Linked DNA regions of Homo sapiens: region 2 is linked to region 1. Evidence: chromatin loops called from intact Hi-C (ENCODE). Cell type or tissue: testis. All regions are shown on one strand. Links, peaks and the distances in the headings refer to the core of each region. The heading gives the core; the rest is flanking DNA. Region 1 has its middle 80 kb from the start of LINC02644. Region 2 overlaps ZNF438 (zinc finger protein 438).

What was found. A loop is a pair of places that touch in the nucleus more often than their neighbours do. Peaks named below come from ENCODE experiments on the same cell type or tissue, not always from the same donor. Only the 100,000 strongest peaks of a DNase experiment are listed, where the experiment ranks them.
Region 2: a loop joins it to region 1, with 2.9 times the contacts of the local background. A loop is called at or near these places in 7 of 110 quality-filtered maps.

The regions. Positions count from the first base shown.
Region 1 is chr10:30,799,008-30,807,342 of GRCh38, forward strand. No RefSeq gene overlaps it. Among named protein-coding and RNA genes, the nearest start is that of LINC02644, 80 kb to the left of the region's middle. In testis, for the core only: no CTCF peak of the experiment used is centred there; a DNase peak (open chromatin) is centred at 5,154; H3K27ac peaks cover 668 bases.
Region 2 is chr10:31,021,670-31,030,004 of GRCh38, forward strand. The region is part of intron 1 of ZNF438 (zinc finger protein 438); the gene reads right to left. Among named protein-coding and RNA genes, the nearest start is that of ZNF438, 6.0 kb to the right of the region's middle. In testis, for the core only: no CTCF peak of the experiment used is centred there; no DNase peak of the experiment used is centred there.

The sequences.
Region 1 (8,335 bases), core at 174-8,173:
CTCGGAGGGAAAAAATCCATATTGCAAATCACCTTACTTAGTTTGGCTTTACAAGAACTATTTATTCCAGAGGAACTGCAGCGCGTTCATCATTCTCATTCTCCTTAAAGCAGCGTGAAACGGCACACAGATGAATTTGAGAATTTTCCCCTCCTAACTATAAAAGGAAGCCAGGACAGAATGCAGATACCCTAGAATCCTGTTAAAATAATTGATTCAGACAGTGGCTTGGTCATTATGTCTGAGTACTCTCTGCCCTTGGTGACATTAAGCAGGGACCCACCCCCCCCCCGCCACCTGGGATAGAGGAGAAGGAGGTCATCTGTCACCTGGTGGCAGGAGGTCACTGTCTGTCCTCAGGGTGTGCAGGCCGTGCTGGGGGCTGGGGGAGACAGAGAAGTCAGACCAGGAGGGGTTTCTGCCCACAGGGGCCATAGCCAATAATGAAAGAGAGTTGAAAGGTAATGTCCTCTGGAAATTCAGATGACAGGGTAATTAATTACCTGTATCTGAGAAATAAAGAGAAGAGGGGATGCACAACACACCTGCCTCCCTGTGCCTGCAGTGTGCCCCTCCTCGGGTTTAGCCATGATCTAATGAGGTCGGCATTAGCATTCTCATTTAGGGTTAGGGTTCACAAGCGCCACTCCTGAGAGATTTGATAACTGGCTCAGGGTCACGATGGCTGGAAAATGGGAGATTCAAACCCAGTTGTCTGAGTTTGGATCTACTTCCCTGTTGCTTGCCCTCCATGCTCTAGTGGGGAGAGAGGAGGAAGAAGATAATTTTAAGACAGAGACACACAACATAAAGGAGGGAGATAAGATGGCTCCTAGCAAAGAGGAGACATCTGAGAGACGCAGTGTGAGAGCCTCCTTCCCACAAGGGCTCCCGACCCCAGAAAAAAGGCAACAGTGCAGGGTCATTGCACACTGGCCCTGCGCATCTTAACTTCTTCTTCTTTTTTTTTTTTTTTAGATGGAGTCTCACTCTGTTGCTCAGGCTGGAGTGCAGTGGTGCGATCTTGGCTCACTGCAAACTCCGTCTCCTGGGCTCAAGTGATTCTCCTGCCTCAGCCTCCCAAGTAGCTGGGATTACAGGTGCTTGCCACCACGCCCAGCTAATTGTTGTATTTTTGGTAGAGATGGGATTTCACTATGTTGGCCAGGCTGGTCTCAAACTGCTCACCTCAGGTGATACACCTGCCTTGGCCTCCCAAAGTGCTGGGATTACAGGTGTGAGCCACCACACCCAGACGTATATGGAATATTTATACAGCCTATAATAATCATATCAGGGTAAATGGGGTATCTGTCACCTCAAGCATTTATTGGCTAATGATTTTAATTTGAATGATTCTCTTTTTCTTGAATGTGGAGAGAATAAGTAGGGTAACTCACAACCAGGCTTGCTTTGGGTTTTCCCATACAGACATCTCAACTTGCCTGTCTCAAGGAGAAAGGTTTTTGGCATTTTAGAGAGACGGCTCTGCCTTCTCCTAGCACCTCTTCAAAGAATCCACAAGAAACCACCAAAGTGGGTTAGAGACAGGGGAGTATGACAGGTGCTTCTCAGGGGCTGAGCCCTGAGAAGGATCACAAGAGGAGCCCCTGACAGCTGTGGTGCAAGTCAGGAGGTGCTCAGATTATGCCAGGAGCTTCTCGGGGGACAGGGGCTGAACACTGCAGGGCCACATAATGGAGGACCACATTTGGTTGATGGATAAAAAATCAAGCCTCAATGGGAGACAGTGTTTCTGATGTTCACAGCAGCGTGATTCAGAGGAGCCCCAAAGTGGAAACAACCCAAATGTCCATCAACTGATGGATAAGCAAAATGCGGCATATCCATGCAATGCAATAAACAGCCATAGACAGAAGCGAAGCGCTGATCCATGCTACAGTGTGGAGAAATCTTGAAAACACTAGGGAAGTGAAAGAAACCAGAAACAAAAGACCACCGGTTGTGTGATTCCATTTAGAGGAAATGTCCAGAATAGGTGAATCCATAGAGATGGAAAGAGGAGTGGTGTCACCTAGGACTGGAGGAGATGGGGGGCTGGGGAGGGGTGATGGCTACTGCTTGCAAGATTTCTTTTGTGGGGAACAAAAGTGTTCTAAAATTGATTGAAGTGGTGATGGTCTCATGACTCTGTGAATATACGAAAAGCCATTGAATTGTGTACTTTAACCAGGCACATTGTATGGAGTGTGGTTTATATTGCAATAAAACTTTTTTTTTTTTTTTGGGGGGGACAGTCTCCCTCTATCGCCCAGGCTGGAGTGCAGTGGCATGATCTCGCCTCCCTGCAACCTCTGCCTCCCGGGTTCAAGCCATTCTCCTGCTTCAGCCTCGCCTCTTAATGGCAAGAGTTGTTCCTTTACATTCTTTGGATATTTGCTGGGTGTTACATGCACAAGTCATAGAACTCAGTATTGTGGGAGAGACACATTTGAGAAGGCATGGGCCCTTTAAGAAGTTCGAAGTTCATATTTTCAACATGTATGCTAGAAAGAGATTTAATATCCTAACTATATACAACAAGAGTTCTTAAAAATCAATAAGAAAAGAGAAAATATCCTTATAAAAAACAAAAGCAATTTCAGATGTCACTGGTATGAGTATTCATTTTCCCCACTTTCTTGGAGGGCAGTTTGATAAAACATATGAAACTATGTAAACTTTGGTTCAATAATTCCACCCTAAAGAGCTTCACCTCAGTAAGCAATTAGAGATGTGCAGAAAGCTTGAGTACAGTAATGTTAGCAACAGCTTGATTTGCAATACTAAAAATATGGAAATGGTTCATCCAGAGAATAGAATATTTTGCAAAAATATAAATCATGTTTTTGAAAAGTACTTAATGTCTACAAAAATATTTAGGAGAGAATACAGAAAAAGCAGAATATATATTACAATGCTTTGATACCAAATGTATCAGTAAAGTGTTATTGTAGTTTTTTGTTTGTTTGCTTGTTTGTTTTTTGAGACAGGGTCTGGCTCTGTTTCCCAGGCTGGAGTGCAGTAGCGCCATCTCGGATCACTGCAGTCTCCATCTCCCAGGTTCAGGTGATTCTCCTGCCTCAGCTTCCCAAGTAGCTGGGACTACAGGTGCCCATTACCACGCCCGGCTAATTTTTGTGTTTTTAGTAGAGATGGGGTTTTACCATGTTGCCCAGGTTGGTCTCCAACTCCTGGGCTCAAGCCATGTACCCACCTCGGCCTCCCTAAGTGCTGGATTACAGGTGTCAGCCACTGTGCCCAGCCTAGATTTTTATTTTATTCCTTAAAACCTTACATAATAATTCCATATTTATTTTAAAATCAGAAAAAACTAATTTTTGGAGGAAGAATATGAAGTCTAAAAGGAGAGCTAAGGCAAATACAAAAGTGAGCAGGACTGGGATTCAGCCAGTACACACCAGGAGACTCCATCATGTCTCAGGGTGGCCAAAATGACCCGTGGCCATTTGATTAGCTGGACCCTTGACAGATCATTAAATATATTTAATATCACTCATGCAAATAACTACGGTCAAAGGCAGGAAATGATAAATTTCTTAAAGCCTGGATAAAGTGTTTTTAAAAGTGACATTCCATGAAAAGAATTGTTTGGAGACCACTGACAGTGAAAATGAAATAGACCATCAGGCCAGGCGCGGTGGCTCACGCCTGTAATCCCAGCACTTTGGGAGGCCAAGGTGGGCGGATCACGAGGTCAGGAGATCGAGACCGTCCCGGCTAACACGGTGAAACCCCGTCTCTACTAAAAATACAAAAAATTAGCTGGGCGTGGTGGCGGGCACCTGTAGTCCCAGCTATTTGGGAGGCCAAGGCAGGAGAATGGCGTGAACCTGGGAGGCGGAGCTTGCAGTGAGCCGAGATCGTGCCACTGCACTCCGGCCTGGGCAACAGAGCGAGACTCTGTCTCAAAAAAAAAAAAATAGACCATCATACTCTAAAGACTTTAAAAGTGACTGTGCTTAAGAACTAGAAAAGAATCTTAAAGATCAAAAATGTCACAGGTGGAGAAAAGAAATATTCACCCACTCGTCCAAGGTCTCAGAGATAAGGTGGTGTTAAGTAATTGCATCCCCCAAGTTCATGTGTTGAAGTCCTAACCTCCAGTGCTTCAGAACATGACCTTATTTGGAAATAGGGTCACTGTTGGATGTAATTAATTAAGGTGAGGTCATTAGGACAGGCCCGAATCCAACTGACTGGCTGAATATGACTGGTATTCTTACAAGAAGGGAGAGTTTGGACACAGACACAGACATGCTTGCAGGGGGAACATGTGATCACGAAGCCAGAGGTTGGGTTGATGCTTCTACAAGCCAAGGAATACCAAAGATTGCCAGCAAAGTACCAGAATCTAGGACAGTGGCATGAAACAGATTGTCCCTCATGGCTCTCAGGAGGAACCCACCATGCAACACCTTGATCTTGGACTTCTGGACTCCAGAATGCTGAGACGATCAATTTCTGTTGGTTAACATCCTGGTCTCTGGTGCTTTGTCATGACAGCCCTAGCAAATGAATACAGGTGGGAAGCAGAACTGGACTCAGGTGAGCTGACTCTCAGCCCAGCATGGAGGTCTTTTAACATACTCCAACGTCTAGTAGACATTTCCTGAGTAAATAAATTCTTGAACCCTCTCCGGATGGAGATTTTTGTGGTTTTCATGTTCAGGACAGAACTTACTCTGAACTCCAAGCCAAGCTGAGATCGGAACTTGGACTGGAATTGAAGGGTCCCGCGGGGCTTAGATCGCCAGGTTAACCCATGAGGGTGGAAATGGGTGCTGAAGGTCCTCTCACCTGAGTTAGAGGCAGCAGGAGGGCAGCCCCTGAGGCTGTGGGATGTGGCCTTTGAAGCCTGCAGGTTGCCCTCCAGTGTAGGGTTTTCTAATGAAGACAGAAACAGCAAGTGTTGACCACACTCTTCTCCCAGGCACTTGGCAGCTGTGCTTGCATTCCTCCTCCAGGCCCAGATGTCTCAGGCAGGAACGCTGGGTCCTGGACTTTTAATTCAATCCAGATTGTGTATTGAGTCCTCTTACCATTTGGGCATGAAAAGGAGATGGAAGGGACAGTGTCTGGCTTGGGAAAGCTGACCTTCTGCCTGTGAAGCAAGACCCATCGCCCAGCCTGATATGCAACAGCAATACATCACATATGGGAATCTCACCTCCCACAGAACAGGAAGAGGACGGGACGTGCAGAGGCATGATGTGTTGGCATCATCAACAGGAAACTGACACTCCTGCCCTTGTGGCCTCCCGATACTGTCCTCCATGCTCCAAACTCCCTTCGAAGCAACTGGAGACCCAGAAGGTCAGAATCATTTACGAAATTCATGTCTAAAGGCCACACTGGAAGGTTCACGTTTTAGGATGAAACAAAACAAAACAAAACCCTAGGACCCAAATTTCTTTAACTTGAAGCCAGGGAAGGAGATGCACCCAGCACATATGAGGTGCTGGAGCTCCATGATTGGCAGCCTCTGGGCCACCCCCGGCAGGGCCCTGTCTCCAGCAGGCAGCCTCCTGTCTGTGGTGAGGACTCCTCCACAAAGGACATGTGCTCTCCAGTCCTCAACCCACGCCTGCGTCACCCAGGGTACCCAGCCAGGACTCAGACCAACCGTTTTATGACCCACAGAAACGTTGAAAACAGTGTTTCTCCAGAGCAGCTTTAAATGCAAACAAAAGACTCTTCTAGAAACCATTGCCTCAAGCTGTATGAGGCAAGAGGAAAAAAAAAAAAAAAGAACAGCTCTCAAATTAAAATCCATGATACATTTTGTACATAGATTGTGGTTTTATAGTCACTTTAATCTTCCTCCCCACTAAACTCCTCCAAAGATTTGAACATCAGCCGAGCCAACACACAGTTGCACTTCTAAGCAACACACTTGTAAAACCAGACCCTGGATGGTGTCCATAACAGCTTTGTAACATCTCCAAAGCAAAGGGTGACATGATACATTGAAACAGATCCAAGTAGCCATTACTATGTTTTGTGTCAAAGAGCTGCGTTATTAAAGTCTTGGAACTATAAATCAGAACAGTTGCATGTTGGGGCTTCCTGCTCATCTCCATGTCCCACGTCGGCACAAGTCATTCCAGGGGTCCTGAAGGCTGCCCTGGGTCCACCCGGTATCTGCTGGACAGCTGAGCCCATGGCCTGCATTGTCACTGCTGGGGTGGTTGGCATGGAGCAGAGTGTGGCCCTAGTGGATCAAGGTGAGCTTTCTACAGGGCCCCGGCGCTTGGTGCAGACTTCACAACACCAACATTTTCCAGATTCATCCAGTCCCCCATACCAAGCCCTCAGCGTGCGACTGACCTAAGACTGACAGGAAAAGGCATTTTTGAGCCAGGCACGGTAGCTTGCGTCTGTGATCCCAGCACTCTGGGAGGCTGAGGTAGGAGGATTGCTTAAGGCCATGAGTTGGAGACCAGCCTGGGCAACAAAACAAGACTTCATCTCTATAAAAACTAAAAATAAAAAAAAATTAGACAGGTGTGGTGGTGTGTACCTGTAGTCCTAGCTACTCAGGAGGCTAAGGCAGGAGGATGGCTTGAGCCCAGGAGTTCAAGGTTGCAGTGAGCTATGATCACAGCACTGCACTCCAGCCTGGGAGACAGAGCAACACTCCATCTCCAGAAAAAAAAGGCAGGGGGGCATTATTATTTATTTTCAAAGTCTCAAGTTCAATCAAAAAGAACTGTGATTCTTGGCCTCGCCTTTGCTCCTTCTCTTTTCTGAGGCAAGCCTGGGACCCATGGGCCAGATCAGCTTAGCAAAGCACCTGTTGGACAAGGAAAAATGGAGTTCATCTCCATTTTTGGCATCATAATCTAAGGGAATCGTGTTAGCATTTCACTAAGAGCTAAAATATGACCTGCAGGTGGAGTGAGTTTGTGTGCCCCTCAGTAAGAGAGCAGGGGCTTGGGAATCCAATGCTGGGGTGGAGGCCTGACTCTGTCAATTTGGCGAGTCACCTCCTCATTCTCTCAACAAGCCCCTGGGAGGCACACACCCCTCAGTAGCGAGGAGGGGTGGTCACTGTAAAGGGCTGTGGAAACACTTGTCTGAGGTCCTACCATCACCCCAGAGCTGACCTTTGTTTCATTTCTGTGCATCTCCCACTCTGAAAGGCCCAGGACGTGGATTCTAGATTTCCCACCAATTTAAGCACGACACAACGAGGTCTCACCTAGGAGTGGGCCTAAGTGAAGTAGGGACATCACATTTGTTGTCCCTGATGGAGCATGAAACCACCTGGGACACTGAAAACATTTGCTTGCAAAGGGGCCTCCTCACCCCAGGAAGTGCTCAGGGGCAGGCAGCAGCCCAGCCTTGCAGGGCCTCTGTGGGGTAGGAGGGGAGGCACTGGGAATTCGAGGACAGAGGTCCCCTATGCTCAGCCAGCTAGAGACATGGAGGGCAGAGGAGGTGCTGCCTCAAGAGTGTGACAGGTCACAGAGGGACAGGCTGACCTGTCCCCTGACCACCCACTCCCACCGGGCAAGTAGAAAGCCTCACCTTGGAGTTCTTGAGCTGTTTCCAGAACACTCCTGGTTAAAAAAACACATTAGGGCAGTGGGAGGTGTGGATGCTAAGACTCATGACAACAGAACCTTAGAGCTGGTGTGTTTGACTGAAGAGAATTCCCCACCGTGGGGAGGGAGCAGGAGAGGGGACAGCAACTTTGTCTGTTCAGATACAACCTCTATGGGGCCTTGGGCCCTGCCAGGAGGGTGCAGGCTCAGCTGCACCCTGAGAGGGTAGAGGATCACTCGGGGAGCACGTCCTCATGGTGAACAGGCATCTCCTATACCCTGGCCAACCATTGCATCCAACACAGGGAAGCAAGTGGCCAGGACAGCAAGGACTGGGATGCTGGGGAAACCAGTATCCCCAGCATTAGGAGTAGAAAGTGGGCCTCCAGGGACCCAAGATTCCAGATGAGACACAGCTCCCTCATCGGTTCTCTTCCAGTCCCCCTGGTGACATCAGAGAAAAGCCTCTGTCTCACACTAGTGTGTCCCTGGCCAACCTTCCTCATCACTGGCAGGAGCAGATCCTGGGCCTCCAGGCTCCAGCCGGCAACAGCTGCATTTGAATGACATTGTTTTGTCTTCATTGCATTTTTAAAAAAGCTTGACTGAGGTGTAACTGACATATGAAAGAACTGCACTTATTTAATATGTGCAATTTGGTGAGTCTGGACATACACAAACACCCGCAAGATCATCACACTCGAGGTCATAAACATCCATCACCTCCAAAAGGTTCCTCGTTTTGGGGGGCTGTGTCTTGTTCT
Region 2 (8,335 bases), core at 203-8,202, 220 kb after region 1:
ATTTTCTTATTCGGGGTCAAAATGGTTCATAAAGCAGCAGAGACAACTCACAACACCAACAACGCATTTGGCCTAGGAACTACTAACAAATACTACCAAAAACTACACCACAATACAGTGGTGGTTCAAGAAGTTTTGCAAAGGAGACTCAAAAATGAGGAACATCATTGGCCTGCCATCAGAAGTTGACAAATGACCAATTGAGAGCAATCATTGAAGTTGATCGTCTTACAGCTAAGTGAGAAGCTGCCAAAGAACTCAACATTGACCATTCTACGGTCGTTTGGCATTTGAAGCAAATTGGAAAGTTGAAAAAGCTCAATAAATGGGTGCCTCAGGACCTGAAGGAAAATTTTTTAAAATTGTCATTTTGAAGTGCCATCTTATACTACACAACAATAATGAACCATTTCTCAATCGGATTGTGACGTGTGACAAAAAGTGGATTTTATACGACAACTGGCAACGACCAGCTCAGTGGCTGGACCCAGAAGCTCCAAAGCACTTCCCAAAACCAAACTTGCACCAAAAAAAGGTCATAGTCACTGTTTGGTGGCCTGCTGCCGCTCTGATCCACTACAGCTTTCTTCCTTTTTTTTTTCTTTTTTTTGAGACGGAGTCTCACTCTGTCACCCAGGCTGGAATGCAGTGGTACAATCTCAACTCACTGCAACCTCTGCCTCCGAGGTTCAAGCAATTCTCCTGCCTCAGCCTCTCAAGTAGCTGGAACTACAGGTGCACACCACCATGCCTGGCCAATTTTGTATTTTTAGTAGAGACAGGGTTTCGCAATGTTGGCCAGGCTGGTCTCGAACTCCTGACCTCAGGTGATCCACCCACCTCGGCCTCCCAAAGTGCTGGGATTACAGGCGTGAGCCACCACACCTGGCCCACTACAGCTTTCTGAATCCTGGTGAAACCATTACATCTGAGAAGTACACTCAGCAAATCAATGAGATGCACTGAAAACTGCAACACCTGCAGCCAGCGTTGGTCAACAGAAAGGGCCCAATTCTTCTTCATGACAATGCCCAACCGCACGACACACAACAAACGCTTCGAAAGCTGAATGCATTGAGCTATGAAGTTTGCCTCATCCGCCATATTCACCTGACCTCTTGTCAACCACCACTTCTTCAAGCATCTCGACAACTATTTGAAAGGAAAATGCTTCCAAAACCAGCAGGTTTTTGGAAAGCAGAAAATGCTTTCCAAATCCCAAAGCATGAATTTTTAAGCTACAGGAATGAACAAACTTATTTCTCATTGGCAAAAATGTGTTGATTATAATGCTTCCTGCTCTGATTAATAAAGACGTGTCTGAGCCGACTTATAATGATTTAAAATTCACGGTCCAAAACCGCAATTACTTTTGCACCAACCTAATACTTTATATAAATGGTACTATGATCTAATAATTATAGTAACATGATTTGCAAATACTAAAATATTTTGCTTGCCTTGTTCTATAAAATATATGTAATATAATCACTAATCTTTCATAATGTTGATCAGAATACTTTCCAAGTAACATTCAAAAAGTAATCACTTCTAGATGTATCTCTAATAACAGCAAAAACAACAGACTTCTAGATCTATAATTCGGCATCTATCAAGACTAATTGTGGCAGGCACATAATATAACACACTCCCAAAAGAGAAAAAAAATAGACATAACCTTCACCATAGACAGCACAGCCTTCACCATAATTTTTAAAGCATTAATATATTTCCACAAATAATATATTACCTCTTGAACTACATATAAAAATAATCCTTGAGGCAGCCTGGGTTCCAAATATATTGTCCTGAAATTGATAGACAGAAAACAAGTGATATTTGTACATCCATTTTTCTTTTAAGTTTCAGAAGAAAAGCAAAATCAAAAGTATGTTATATTAGCGCCATAGCTAACATCAACATGTTTGACATAAAAAGTACGTATTCTTCAACTTCAAGAAAGGAAAAGATTGTTCTTTGGCTCTAGTCCTAAGCTGGAAACAAGTAACCACAAAACCAGTTTTAAATCTACCCCAGTCAATCCATCCTTAAAGTCTACTCAACCTTTCCACTTAAGCACTTTGCCAACAAAGTAAGCCAATCAGCAACTGCCCCGCTTCAGTACCTTTGCTCCTCAAAGCCGGTCAGTCTCTAAACTCTAAGTTTAAAGCTGGCTAATCCTTAAATTTTTGCACTTTTCAAAATCAGCCAATCTCAAACTCTGTGCTTCCTCAAAACCCTACATAAAAACGTCTCTGCCTGTTTAAAGGACTGTCTTCTGCAAGCACGGTTCTCCCCTACCCAGCAAGTATGGTTTACCAAAACTCAGGTAAGTTTCTACTTAAGTCAAATTAGAATAGGCTTACAAACACTGAATTACCAATGATTCAAGTGGCAACATGAGTTTCAAGAAACCTAATTAAGTTAGGCAAAGATTCTGTGAATTTATCCAGAAATTGTCAGATTTATTTATTGGAGAATATCTGAAGACACAGAATAGCTCAGTGGAAACAGCCAAACTACATTATGAGTTGGGTGGCACTGAATAGGTTATTTAATATCTCTAAACCAACTTCTTTTTCTATAAAATGAGAGTAATAACTCTATTTCACAGTATTGTCAAGAAGATTAAATGGGATAACAATAACTGGTAACTTTAAAAGATTCCTAGGTACGGCCGAGCGCAGTGGCTTACGCCTGTAATCCTAGCACTTCGGGAGGTGAAGGCGGGCGGATCACGAGGTCAGGAGATCGAGACCATCCTGGCTAACACGGTGAAAACCCGCCTCTACTAAAAAAATACAAAAAATTAGCCGGGCTTGGTGGCGGGTGCCTGCAGTCCTAGCTACTAGGGAGGCTGAGGCAAGAGAATGGCGTGAACCCGGGAGGCGGAGCTTGCAGTGAGCCAAGATCGCGCCACTGCGCTCCAGCCTGAGCGACAGAGCGAGACTCTGTCTCAAAAAAAAAAAAAGATTCCTAGGTATAAAGTTCTAGATTTGCTTTCATCACTAACTTATTAACACATATGGAAAGTCATTTAACCTAAGTCTGTTTCTTCATTGGTCTAATAGTGAGGATAATGCATGCCCTACACATTTTATGGGCTGTTTGTAACAATCAAAAATGAAAATTAATGTGAAAAGGATTTTGACAGATATAAACCATGAAACTGTGAAATAGCTAATTTAACATATACAACAATAAAGGGAATTCACACTAGGAAACCTGTTACAATCCAGGATTATATAAAGTCCAGATTAAATTAATTTTAGTAAGAAAAATATTCATAGCCAAAAACAAATACAAAACCACTAGACACACTAGCAACCAAAAAAATTCAAGGCTACTATTATTAGCTCCAAGAATTATTTCCCATTCAGTAAATGAACCAAATTAGCTCAGCTATCCAACAAACTAAAAGCAGTACAACACAATCCTTTGTCCAAGTCAGGCATTTGCCACTTAAAACTACCACCTCCATTTCTAAAGCAAAAAAATAAAAAAATAAAAAAGGAGGAACAGAAGGAAGGAGGGAGTGAAGGAAGAAAAGATATTACAGAATTTCTCAACATCAGGAGTACTGACATTTTGAACTGGATAATTTTCTGTTGTTGAGAAGTTGTCTTGTACATTGTGGGACATTCAGTGACATGCTATAATGGCCTCAATCCACTAGATGCTAGGAGTAATGTCCCCACACACAAATGTGACAACCAAAAATGTTTTCTAGACATTGCCAAATGTCCCCAGAGTGTGTTGGAAAGTAAAAAATCATTCTGAGTTCAGATTCTTCACAGTATCATCTTCCAGTATTTATTTCACACTGCTTGGTGGCTTGCAATGCAGACTGAAATTAATAGCTTTGCAATTGAAGAACCAAATAAGAAAATACTCCCTGTAGAATAGTAACAACTTGAAGAATAATAGCTACGTAGTTATGGTTAAATTATTCCTTTCATCGACATACTGGTTTTGCTTACTATTCCCTAAGAATTTTCTTCTGGGTGTTCTTTTGGGGTTAAAACTTGGTTAACCTGTCACTAAAGCTTAGTCTCCACCTAGACTTACTAATTATTAGCCATTAGTGTAATGTGTTAAAATCAAACCTAAAGATTTTAATTTTTAAGCAACCAAATGTGAAATGAAGCAAAAATAAGTGCTACTTATATAAATTATTTAAATATATTCAAACATTTAGAGTGTAAAGTACACAAACAAGCATCCAGCTACTACTACAAATATATATGAGTTGAAGATAATAATGCAAAAATAAAAGTGATTGCAAGAAGTAGAATTTTGACAAAAACAAGAAATGGGGAAAGGATTCCCTATTTAATAAACGGTGCTGGGAAAACTGGCTAGCCATATTGAGAAAGCTGAAACTGGATTCCTTCCTTACACTTTATACCAAAATTAATTCAAGATGGATTAAAGACTTACATGTTAGACCTAAAACCATAAAAACCCTGGAAGAAAACCTAGGCAATACCATTCAGGACATAGGCATGGGCAAGGACTTCATGTCTAAAACACCAAAAGCAATGGCAACAAAAGCCAAAACTGACAAATGGGATCTAATTAAACTAAAGAGCTTCTGCACAGCAAAAGAAACTACCATAAAGAGTGAACAGGCAACCTACAGAATGGGAGAAAATTTTTGCAATCTACCCATCTGACAAAGGGCTAATATCCACAATCTACAAAGAACTTAAACAAATTTACAAGAAAAAATCAAACAACCCCATCAACAAGTGTGCAAAGGATATGAACAGACACTTCTCAAAAGAAGACATTTATGCAGCCAACAGACACATGAAAAAATGCTCATCATCACTGGCCATCAGAGAAATGCAAATCAAAACCACAATGAGATACCATTTCACACCAGTTAGATTGGCGATCATTAAAAAGTCAGGAAACAACAGGTGCTGGAGAGGATGTGGAGAAATAGGAACACTTTTACATTGTTGGTGGGACTGTAAACTAGTTCAAACACTGTGGAAGACAGTGTGGCGATTCCTCAAGGATCTAGAACTAGAAATACCATTTGGCCCAGCCATCCCATGACTGGGTATATACCCAAAGGACTATAAATCATGCTGCCATAAAGAGACATGCACACGTATGTTTATTGTGGCACTATTCACAATAGCAAAGACTTGGAACCAACCCAAATGTCCATCAATGATAGACTGGATTAAGAAAATGTGGCACATATACACCATGGAATACTATGCAGCCATAAAAAAAGGATGAGTTCATGTCCTTTGTAGAGACATGGATGAAGCTGGAAACCATCATTCTGAGCAAACTTTCACAAGGACAGAAAACCACACACCACATGTTCTCACTCACAGGTGGGAATTGAACAATGAGAACACTTGGACACAGGGTGGGGACCATCACATACCAGTGCCTGTCGTGGGGTCGGGGGAGGGGGAAGGGATAGCATTAGGAGACATACCTAATGTAAATGACGAGTTAATGGGTGCAGCACACCAACATGGGACATGTATACATATGTAACAAACCTGCATGTTGTGCTCATGTACCCTAGAACTTAAAGTATAATTTAAAAAATAAATTTAATTAAAAAAAGAATTATATTTAAATGCTCAGTATGTACTATCACTGGGCTAGACACACTGTTTTCAACAATAAATCTTCATATATATAAAAGTACTCATAAAATAGTTTAAAATTTGCTTGTGCAAATGTAAATTTTAAAAGGAATCTGAATTTTATTTACTATCTAGGATGTTATATTTCGCATGGTCAGTGTTAGAAACAGAGGGTCCTGTTGTTTTCAGATAGAACTTACCATCACTCCCCCTCTGCTGGGAGCTACCTGACACAATTAAATAACCATCAACCTGCCCTCACTGTGCCTGAACTTAAAAGTCAATAACACCTGAGCATCAATAGGCTATTGACTATGCAATTTTACTTTATACCATATATGGGTATCTGATGTTCCTGGGAAACTAACTGCAAATGTGGTGTAAATAAAGACTAATCATTTCAACTCCATTAAATGTAGGGAAGCTACAAGAGCAGATTTAAAACGTTGTGAACTGCAAAATGAGATGGCACCCCTCTACATTTACGTTAGTAGAGGGCTTCTGTTTAGAGTAATCATAGATCTGGTTATTTAGATACTTTCCCAATGAAAGCTTAAAACAAAATATAATTTTATATATTTTTAAAAATTCTGAAATTAACCATAAAATCTACGGCAGTGCAATTTTATATAATTCTTACATGGTTTAAATTTGAAATACTCATGTTAGGAAGTAACAAAATTGTGACAACTGTTGAGGTTATGGTATGCCATGAAAGATCTACGGGAACAAGACACATCTTTTTTTGTTTGTATTTTTCTAGTCTCCATGTTCTACAATGATCCAGCTATACGAGATGTAATCTGCAATTCCACCTACAATATATATCACCAGATCCCCTTTCTATGACAAAAAAAAAATACATGTCAATGTTAGAGATGGTCAGCAAAGAAACTCAAACTTATTCCAATAGGTGGAACTTTGGCATGACACACTTAAACCGGTGGAAACCTGCCTGAATACTTCACCCAACCCCTCCATCACCCTCTATTATGCAAGCTGCAACATTTCAAGCCAACTCCCTTATTTCTCTGGTGAGCCCTGTCAACACTGAGGTAATAGAACTGGAAAAACTCATCACTTCAAAAGGACAGTCAAATATCAGAATTTATTTCATTTGGTAAAAATTCTATCATTGCCAAATAAAGCTAATGCAAATATAGTAAAATATGCATGATTTTGAGTAATTCTTTTGTTGAAAAGGACTCTTGGGGAGCCTCAACTTCATCCTGCAACAGCTTAGGCATTCTTTTGCCCCTTTGCCCTTTTCATGCCCCATCTCACAAGTCATGGAAGCTGGGGAGGGGAGGGTGCAGAAAACCCAAATGAACTAATCGGCATGTATTTATGCATTTAGTCTACTCTAATTTTATTCCCACAGGTTTTTCCTCATACCCTGCTCCTCTAAGGTAAAGAACTGTTTTATTCATCTCTGAACTTCCAAAACCTAACCAAATGCCCATTATATAAAGTCATCCCTAACATCTACTACACAGCAGGCACTGGATTAGGGACTAGAGATAGAGAAGTCAAAGAGACAGACCTTGCCCCTACGGAACCTACAGTGGGGAATACCAGATACTGGCTGCATGAACCCAGTCAGGTCGTAATCAAAGACCAGTTAGCACAGTCCCACTGCCTATAATCTTTCTCCCACAGACAACCAAAGCTTAGATGAAAAACAAAAGCATGCTTTCTCTTCAGAAAAATAAATGGGTATCTCCAACCCTGACCACTCCCCTGAGTTCCATATTCACAGGCATGCATACTCAACATGTTCACTCGGAGGTGGTTACAGGGATTCAATGCATGGACTCCAAAGCCACAATGCTTAGGTTTGAATCCTAGCTACATCACTCACCAGCTGGGTGACTTCAGACAAGTCACTTATAACCTCTTTTTGCCTCTATTTTCTCGTGCTGTAAAATGGGGACAATAATGGTTCCTTGCACATATAATTCTTATGATGATTAAATGAATTAATATAGGTTAAAGTACTTAAAACCCTGCCTGGGACTCAGTTTACGCTTACATAATACTATTTTTACTAGCACTGTTGTTATGACTATGTCTAACAGGCATTTAGAACTTGTGCAAAACTAAATTTGTAATTTTCCTCAGTAAACAGCACCACTATACTTCTAGTTGTTCCAGCCTAAACCTAAAAAATCATCACTTCTCCCTTTTCTTCAAATTCCACATCAGCTCGTTTCCCGTCAGCTCTACCTTCAAAACGTATCACCAATTCTACCGCCTACCATCATCTCCACAACTAACCTCCCCCAGCCCAAACCACCATCATTTCACCTGCAGGGCACAGCAGCTTTCTCCCGATTTTCACTCCATCCGACCCACTCTAATCTACAGTTAATTCTCCATACAATAAAACTTAAATCAGACACCAGTCCCTTGATGCAAACCTTCCAATGGTTTTCCATCACAGTTAGAACAACATCTTTACTTCACCACAGCCTACAAGGGACCCCACGGCCTGCCTGGCCCTTGACCATCATTGGCCACTACTTTCCCCGTTCCCGGCTGTGCTCTAAACACTCTCACTGTGTCTGGACCACCTCAGAGCATTGTCCTGTGCTGTTCCTGCTGTGAGGCCGAAAATACAGTCACCTGGAGCCTGGACTCTGAAGTCAGACTGCCCACGTTCAAATAGTCTCTACCACGTTTTAGCTGTGCAACTTTGGCAAATTCTTAACCTT